2 separate regions of the Homo sapiens genome follow, and region 1 is linked to region 2. Evidence: chromatin contacts called from ENCODE Hi-C or POLR2A ChIA-PET data. All regions are on one chromosome and are shown on one strand. Each heading gives the region's core, a stretch centred on a gene start or an enhancer-like site at or near the end of the contact. The rest is flanking DNA. Distances are from core to core; before and after follow the strand shown.

Region 1 (4,490 bases), core at 823-3,322, 240 kb before region 2:
ACAGTTCTTTCTGGAACGTTGCTCATGTAGCTTCCTACATATGTGCAACTATCCTCCTCTTTTTCTCCTCATACCTGCCTACCCCCTCTGTTCATATTCCCCTCTCAAAATCTCTTTCTGTTTTTCTTTTCTTAGTGACTTTCAAGATGTCCTTTTAACTAGGAATAGAACCTGTCAGATATGCTAACATAACTGTATCTGCTTTCAAATTGTGTGACCTCTTGTTGATGGTGAGCAACATATTTTCAACTTCTGTGAGTGACAGTAGAGTAAAATTCTGATGAGCTGAAGTCAGACTACGCATTTTTGGAAAGCAGCTAAACCTCTTTGAGCCTCCAGGAAGACGTCCTCTCTCTATCAAATGCGGACTTTTAGAAATAATACTCTCTCAGCCACGTATGCCACCCAGTATTATTATCACGTGCCATTACTGTTTGGTAGTTATTTATGTTCATGTCATCTTGGCTAGATTGTGAACTTTTAAAAGGCAAGCCTTCTGCCTTTTACCTTTATATTCCCATGCATGCTTTGTATGCTTAAGTGGTTAGCCACTTAATATATTTTAAAAGAGATAATGTATCCATGTTATTGAGTTAAAATAATCCATGGAAGGCATCTATTACAATGATTGGCATATAGTAGATATTTAGTCAGTTATATTAGAGCACTCAGTCAATATGGGGAATTTTGCTTCATTTCCTCCTCTTTAATTGATTCTCCCATTTCACATACATTGTCCTTCGGCTGATTTTAGGAGCCTATTTATTTATCTGCCTATTTTTCATTTTGAAGTATTTTTTTTGACTTTCAAAGAAGACACAAGAATAGCATAAGGAAATCCCACATTCCATGGATGTATGCTTAGTATATTGTATCAAGGAGGCACAAAACATCCCTTTACTGGTGGTGTTAATTTTGATCATTTGATTAAGGTGGCATCTGTCAGATCTTTCTACCATAAAGATGCTATATTTCATGCTGTTAATAGAGAAAAACCCTAGGCTGGGTAATTATAAAGGAAAGAGGTTTAATTGACTCACAGTTCCATATGGCGGGGGAAGCCTCACAATCATGGCAGAAAGCAAATGAGGAGCAAAGTCACATCTTACATGGCAGCGGGCAAAGAGAGCATGTGCAGGGGAACTCCCCTTTGTAAAACCAGCGGATCCCATGAGACTTATTCACTATCATGACAAAAGCACAAGAAAGATCCACCCCCCATGATTCAGTTACCTACCATCAGGTCCCTCCCACAACGTGTGAGAATTATGGGAGCTACAATTCAAGATGAGATTTGAGTGGGGACACAGCCAAACCATATCAGATACTTTTTTTTTTTTTTGAGACGGAATCTTGCTCTGTCGCCCAGGCTGGGGTGCAGTGGCACGATCTCAGCTCACTGCAACCTCTACCTCCCGGGTTCAAGCGATTCTTCTGCCTCAGCCTCCTGAGTAGCTGGGACTACAGGCTCCCACCACCACACCCAGATAATTTTTGTGTTTTTAGTAGAGACAGGGTTTCACCATATTGGCCAGGCTTGTCTCGAACTCCTGAACTTGTGATCCGCCTGCCTTGGCCTCCCAAAGTGCTGAGATTAGAGGTGTGAGCTGCTGCGCCTGGCCCAGATACTATGTTTTTCCATTGTAGTTCATAAGTGTCTGGTGGGGAAATACTGTAAATATCTTGCTTCTCATCACATTTTTACTAAGTTTAGCCCAGTTTAGCCAGTTTATTAAGTTTAACAGTCCATTGATGATTGTTTCCTGAAACAAATTATCATACAGTTTACCATGTAGTGACTTTTCTATTCACATCATTCCTTCTATATCTATTAGTTAGCATTTTACCATAATAAAGAGTTTTTCTTTCCTCTTCATTTAGCTTTGTATTCATTTGTTAACTTACATTAGTATAGACTCATGGAATCTTATTTTGTTAAATTGATTATGCATCAAAATCATCATTTTGTTTATTTGTTTTTTTTTCTTAAATTGTGCAGATGGTAAAATTGGATGGGTGGCAGAGATGGCTTTGAGTACTCTTGTTTCAGTTTGGGGGTGTGCCAAACAGCAGGCCCAGAGGATAAGCATTCATGTGGTTTACACCAGTTTAACAAGGACCAACATGAAAGAGAAAATAGTTGTAGATTACTCTGAAATATATTGTTTCCTCTGTGTTTCAGGAAATAAAAAGGGTCAGTTGGAGGTAGTTTAGTCACTAAGGCCACTGCAACTTCCTCTCTTAACTCTTAGCAGCTGGAGATGTTTTGCTGTAGACACACAGTTTGAACATAAAAGGTAAAGGAGAGTCAGTATCGCTGTGTTGGCACAAGATGGCAGCAGTCATCCATTGATTTTGCAGCTCAAGGCCTACAGATTTTAAATTAATGGTGTCTTTTGTCTTCGCAGGGACTTCAGTACTAGTGCTAATAACATCCAGATTGATAAAACCAAGCCTTTGTGGCACAACTATTTCTTATGTGGACTTAAAGGAATTCAGGTAAATTGGTTTATAAGGCACTTACTACCAGTTGAGATTATCATGTGTATTCTGTCAGATTTATTTTATTTACTACATCTTTTTCATCTCCTTACAGTACTAACCGATGCTTCTGTTCTATTTTGCTAGTTTGTGTTTCAGAGAGTGGGGAAGATATGACTGTTTTGGGGTGGTGTTCACAGGGGGCAGTAGTGGTTTTTATACAGCTGGCTGTTCATAAATAGGTGCATCTGACAAACATCTGTCTGGTTTTAAAATCTTTGTTTAAACATACTTTTGAGGATATGTTTTAATACTATTATTTACATTTATACTTGGGATGTATAGGGGTATACTGTAATAGGATTTAGAGTCAGCCCAGGTTTGAATCTGGGCTCTTCTCAGCTGTGGTAATTTAACCTCTTAAGTCTCAGATTTATCCATAAAATGATGTCATTGCTATCCTGACAAAGAGTTGTTAAAAGAATTACATAAAGCTTGATGGTAGCCATTTAATAAATGGTAGCTAGTATTGTTATTGCTACTTCAGATGGGATTAAAAAAAGATATAATGAAATGTATTAGTATAAGTATTTTCCAAGAAACATTGAATAATTACTTTGAAAATCTCTAATGTTACATACAAGAACAAGAAAATAAAATGTTTTCACTCTCATAATTGAAAAAGTATCAAGGACCAAAAGAAAATTGATATTTGCTGTTTTTAGAGCCACTTTTATATTGCAATAATTATTTTAGATGTAGTGACTTGCATAGAATCATAGTAGGACAATAAGAAGTAAATTTTGCCTTTGTGAGCTAAAAGTAAACAAACAAACTGACCCATGTTTTAGAGAGCTTGTGTTCCTTACTGCCTGGCAGTCCTATCTGAAACTTTGTAATGAGCAGCTAGGACTTAGTGGCACATCCATTACAGAAATACATCAAATTTATTTCTAATGTGTAGTCCTATACTGTAACAGTGGTGGTTTTTGTTCTTAAAGTTAATGAATTCATTTCTTTCTTTCTTTTGTGTTTTCCTTTCTCTCAGACACATGGTAATAACTTACAGGAAAAGTTATTGGCAGGTTTTAAATCTTCAAATCATCTGGCTTATCATATGCATTAGTGGGAATTACAGTATTTGGAAGCATTTGCCTGGCAAATGCAATTTTAATCTTCCTTGTAACAACATGCCTTTTTGCAGCATATGGGTAAAGTGGCCTAAATAATGCATGTTGCTTTGTGTTATTTTTGAGCATTTCAGGTTTTAAAGCCTTCCTGTTTGGTTTGACAATTTATGTGCAAAAGCAAACTTATACAATGAACTTTTGGCAGAAAGGTAATTTAAATGCTAGCCTGTTCAGAAACTTTCAAATTCAAATACTAGAAAGTTTCAGAGAATAATTCACTTATATTACATTGAACATGTTATCCTTTTGGCATAGAGCTATTACAGAATGTGGCATATACCCATTTGCATTTTGAATTTGTTATACATTTTCATTTAAACATTGCATAATACGTTGTTTTTTGTTTTTGTTTTTTTGTTTTTGTTTTTGTTTTTGTTTTTTGAGACGGAGTCTTGCTCTGTCGCCCAGGCTGGAGTGTAGTGGCGTGATCTCGGCTCACTGCAACCTCTGCCCCCGGGGTTCAAGCGATTCTCCTGCCTCACCCTCCTTAGTAGCTGGGATTACAGGTGCCTGCCACCGCGCCTGGCTAATTTTTGTATTTTTAGTAGAGACGGGGTTTCACTATATTGGCCAGGCTGGTCTTGAACTCCTGACTTCGTGACCCACCCGCCTCGGCCTCCCAAAGTGCTGGGATTGCAGGTGTGAGCCACTGCGCCCGGCTGATAAGTTCTTAAGTGTGATTCCCACTCAAGACACCTGTGTTTGATCAGTTTATATTAAATATATTGTATTCTTCAATTTTTTTTTTTAAACAAGCTGTCTGATATTCTGTATGAAAGGGCATTGGCAACAGTAGAGTTTCAGTTTATAGTTTGTTTG
Region 2 (4,759 bases), core at 447-2,946:
AAAGAGGAAGACAGGGATAGAAAAACCACATGTGAGAATACTTTAAGTGGCACCTTATAATTCTTTAACACTGGGAACACTGAGTACATATTAAATATTTTTAAAATTAAAACACTATCATTATCACTATATTTTAAAAAGTCAGATATGAAATTTTTTGGTGCTGAGCAAATTTCTTTTTTATTACCAATAAGCAATTCTGTTGATCCTACATATCTAGTACAGCTACAATTTCACTGTGGATCTAGATCACAAAGTGATTTTCTTATGCCAAATTTAGGACAAGTATATACAAAACCACTATCACTTCAAACTTAATATCTTCATAAAAACTCCAACACATTATCACTCCCACCTAGTAAAAATAGCATCCCCTTAACTTTTATGATACCTTAATTCTCAAAATGACCTGTGTTTGAAATGATATTTGACTTCTCTAACTTCTTTTGCTTTAGCCTCAACATCCATTGGGCCTGGAAGTTGAAAAAATGGGCATAGCAAGAGGAATGTGTAAATGTGATAGAAATAATTTGGATCATTGCTGTTAAGTATAAATGAGTATTTGTGATCTATCATATTTGCTGAAGTTTGACATTAAGGTGGTACATTCCAGTATTATGTATCACTTTCTAGAAGATCAATGAAGTAGAAATGCAGTGACAAGGGTGTCATCTAGAAAGAATGAAAAGAAATACATCCAAGAACTCAAACAGCTTGCTGGGAGAAATTCCAGGATGTAAGGACACCAAGGGAACTACTGCAGCCCACCTGGAACATATTTGTTGTGTTTGTTCCACATCTTGTGCCTGAGATGGTTACCAATTCATGTATAATATAAACTGTTTTTCTTGAGTAGATGTGAAAGTGAAAAGTCTTGTTGATACTCTTTTCTATGCTACAGCTTATTAGAAAAGATAAGTACTTTTAAAGGGAGTAGAAAAACTAATTCAGAAAGGAAGCCAAGAAGAAAAATTCTAAAGAGGCTAGGGAATCCAAACCATCATTAAGAATATGGCAAATGTGAGGCCGGATACAGTGACTCGTGCCTGTAATCCCAGCACTTTGGGAGGCCGAGGTGGGTGGATCACCTAGGTCAGGAGTTCGAGACTAGCCTGGCTAACATGGCAAAACCCCTCCTCTACTAAAAATACAAAAATTAGCTGGTGTGGTGGCACAACCTGTAATTACAGCTACTCAGGAGGCTGAAGGAGGAGAATTGCTTGAACCTGAGAGGCGGAGGTTGTAGTGCACCTAGATGGCGCCACTGCACTATAGCCTGAGCTACAGAGTGAGACTCTATCTCAAAATAATAATAATAATAATAATAATAATAATAATAATAATAATAATAATATGGCAAATGTAATGAATTTATATACAGAAGAAAGATGACAGATATGTAGAGTACTGAACATAGTTAAGTAATCAATGACTTGTTTTATTCAAAAATGGAAAGTTATGATTTTCTAATCAAGAATGGCGAATCTGGTCTTTTTGAGAGTGACAACAGCATCTCATGCTTTATGTAACAATAATGAGCATCCAGAAAAGCTAGCTGACATTAGGTAATTTCTTGGCTAGGAAGCAGCTGAACACAGGTTTGACAGTTTGCTGAGTGGGGAGCTGTGGTCTTCCTGACACGTGTATCAAGATCTAAAGGGCAGCCAGAAAAGACGTATCAAGCTAACTAAATGCTGACACATGCAGGAATAAATGACAGCACCGGAAGAAACTTGGAATCCCTCGTGACAGTGAAGTTCTGGATAAGAAAGTGAAAGACATGACAGCACAGGTGTTGTTTTCATTTTTTCTTCTAGTTTTATCTCATGACTTTAGAAGTGAAAAAAAAAAAAAAGCTGTGAAAGTAAACACCTGGCCATTAACAACAGTGTTGAAAATAAGACTTGTCTTTCTGGCTGTTAGCTTAGAATAACTGAAAAAATAGGCTCCTGGAGTTTTATGTACATTTTATGAAGAACGCATTTGAAGTAAAGTGAAATTGGGGTGCATTAGTTAAGATTCAGTTTGGCTTAAAAAATTGTTTATTTCTCCATGCAATAAACATCTGGAGGAGTGACAACTCTGCTCCACAAAAACATCTGGAAGTTTCCAAGTCCATTTAGCTCACCGTTCCATAATCTCTTTGTTCTCATAACCCAAGGTAGAATCCAAATTCCAGCAGGAAGGTGGAATAAAGTGATTAAAAGTGAGCATAAAGGGCTTCTGCTGGGTACCTTTTATGGAAGACTTTTGGAAGTTGCCATAGGACACTTCAGTTAAATCGCATCAGCTAAAACTTGGTCACATGGCCACATTAAGCTGCAAAAAAGACTGGGAAATGGAAAGTTTATTTTGTGCAGTCAGCTAAAAATTCTATTGCTATGGAAAAAGGAGAGAATAAAAGTTGGGAACAATTAAAAGTCTTTGCTCAGAAAGTTGGGGAGAAAAATGCGTACATATGATTGAAGGAATGAACATCACAATGAATGACATTATACTGTCATAAGCTTGAAGACTTAAGGGGCAAAGATATGACAAGAAGAGAATAGAAAGCTTATTATGCCTCATAAGAAAAGGGCTAGAATCAAAACGTGTAACTTCAAATGGGTAGAAAAAAAGCACAGATGTAATGATAAATAGTAGATGGAAAAGTTACATGACATTACAGATGAAGACATTTCCCAAATTTGCTAATGACAAATAAGAGAAAGGAGTATCTAATTTTTTGGGTACCATACATTTTAATATACTCATGTATCAGTTATTTGTGATTTATTCCATGCCAAATTATAAACAGAATTAAAGTGGCTGAATTAAAACTCACCATTTCTTAAGCAATTGTATGTGGACCACTCATGTTTCCAAAGGTACTTGGGGGATTAATTTAACTAAAGGCATACTGTAATCTTTTTTCAACTGAATATTTTTTAAAAACATTTTTGTATTTTTTCAATTTAGAAAAGAATGGTTTGAGTGCCTCCACAAACATATCAAATATGAATGCCAGGAATTTAGAAAGATGAGACAGATTTACTCACAGTTTAGTTAACTCATCCTTTTGTCATTTAATGAAGTCATGATGATGTTCACTATTATATAAATAAGTTCATTCATTGTCATATGCTGCTAAATTTATAACCTTAACAAACCATTGGTTAACAAGAGAAAGTATAAAGAACATTGAGTTAAATATAAGTTATTAGAAGCATAAAATAACTCCAAAATTCGCTTTTATTTTTTAAATTGATGTATATTTGACAATTTACAGTTAACTTTTAGATAATTTTCTTCAGATCACTACAGTCCTAGTGCCAAGAATGGGTCTGGCAATAAACACTCAGTAAATACTTGTTAAATAACTTGTATGTTACAGAAAATATTGTGACAATCATATTGGAGTTGGTCTCACGTTTTGGAGGGGTATAATGACTCTCTACCCCAGCAATATTTTATTTATGGAGCACTATTTACAAATAGAAGAATAAAACTATTTCTCTTATTTCAACATTTGGAAACCAAAGAAATTGTAAAAATAAGTGAGCTAATTTTTTTAAAGCATAGAAAGAATTTTAATGATTAGATTCCAAAACTAGATTTTGTCATCTTTGATGTTATAACATTTATATTTCAACATATATTTATTTAACTCACTTTTAATTCTACACATGCTGTATGAGGTCATTTTAAAATGTATTTTTTCAAAAATCATGAGGTTTTTAAAAACATAATTAATGTAAAGAAAATGAGGAACATTCATCATTTGTTGCAGGGGAACAGTTGACATTTGCCTTTATATATAATACATATTTAAACAAACTTTATAATATAACCTTGAAAAATATACTAACCTAAAACAAAATGTATTTTTGATAGGCGAACTTTTTATTATATTCAAACTCTAAAATAATGACAGGATTTAAAATATTTTTAAGGAGATGGTGAGATTGTATTACTGTAAAATACATTTATGGTCTATATCAAGGAAAATAATGAACACTATTCTGTCTTAGGCTATCTATATCAGCCCAGTTCTTGCTGAGATACTTATTTTTAGTAAATAATGTAGCTGGTAAAGAGTCTGGAATTCATACCGTATGAGAAAGGGCCAAAGAAACTAAGGATAATGGGAAGCATGATCAATGTCTTCACCTCTTTCAAGGGCTGTTATGTGGAAATGGTATTGATTTATTCTGCATAGCTTCAGAGGATATATTCACGTATAATTGGTAACACAATCAGAGCTACTTGTAAATGTAATGAACCACCTGAAAACTGGTAACCTACAATAAATTAATGAGATTATATAGCTGACAGACAGGTAAATCAATGGGACAAAACAGTCAATAAAAGGTAAAAGAGAGGCATCAGTAAAAAAAGGAATAGAATGTTTAATAAATAATGTTGAAAATACTAGATAGCTATTTCAAGGAATAAAATATCAGTTTTCGGCAGGAGCCCCCAACCCCTGGGCTGGGGACCGGTACTGGTCCATGGCCTGTTAGGAACTAGGCGGCAGAGCAGGAGATGAGCTGCGGGTGAGCAAGCATTCCACCTCCTGTCAGATTAGCTGTGGCATTAGAATCTCATAGGAGCGTGAACCCTATTGTGAACTGCATATGCCAGGGATCTAGGTTGCGTGCTCCGTACGAAAATCTCACTAATGCCTGACGATTTGAAGTGGAACAGTTTCATCCTGAACCTCCCCCCGGCTCCCGTCCCCTGACTGTTGGTTTAGAGTATCATCTCACACCATACCCCA

The links. Hi-C counts contacts between places; a loop is a spot of excess contacts on that map. ChIA-PET counts read pairs that join two places held with the same protein, here RNA polymerase II (POLR2A). Pooled maps may share reads with other maps.
Region 1: a pooled map shows a loop between it and region 2 (6-fold over the local background). The contact joins two enhancer-like sites. A Hi-C loop is called at or near these places in 6 of 50 pooled maps. POLR2A ChIA-PET finds 5 or more read pairs at or near these places in 2 of 52 experiments (Panc1 and activated T-cell).

Annotation. Positions count from the first base shown.
Region 1 is chr15:49,233,443-49,237,932 of GRCh38, forward strand. It overlaps GALK2 (galactokinase 2), which reads left to right. Exons shown (of 10, transcript NM_002044.4): 4 at 2,409-2,499. Among named protein-coding and RNA genes, the nearest start is that of GALK2, 65 kb to the left of the region's middle. Within about 2 kb of position 2,073, at least 6 of the 41 ENCODE cell types and tissues checked have a DNase peak (open chromatin) inside an H3K27ac peak, as active enhancers do.
Region 2 is chr15:49,470,180-49,474,938 of GRCh38, forward strand. The region is part of intron 11 of FAM227B (family with sequence similarity 227 member B); the gene reads right to left. The region is part of intron 2 of FGF7 (fibroblast growth factor 7); the gene reads left to right. Among named protein-coding and RNA genes, the nearest start is that of FGF7, 49 kb to the left of the region's middle. RefSeq lists an enhancer at 1,880-1,929. Within about 2 kb of position 1,697, at least 2 of the 41 ENCODE cell types and tissues checked have a DNase peak (open chromatin) inside an H3K27ac peak, as active enhancers do.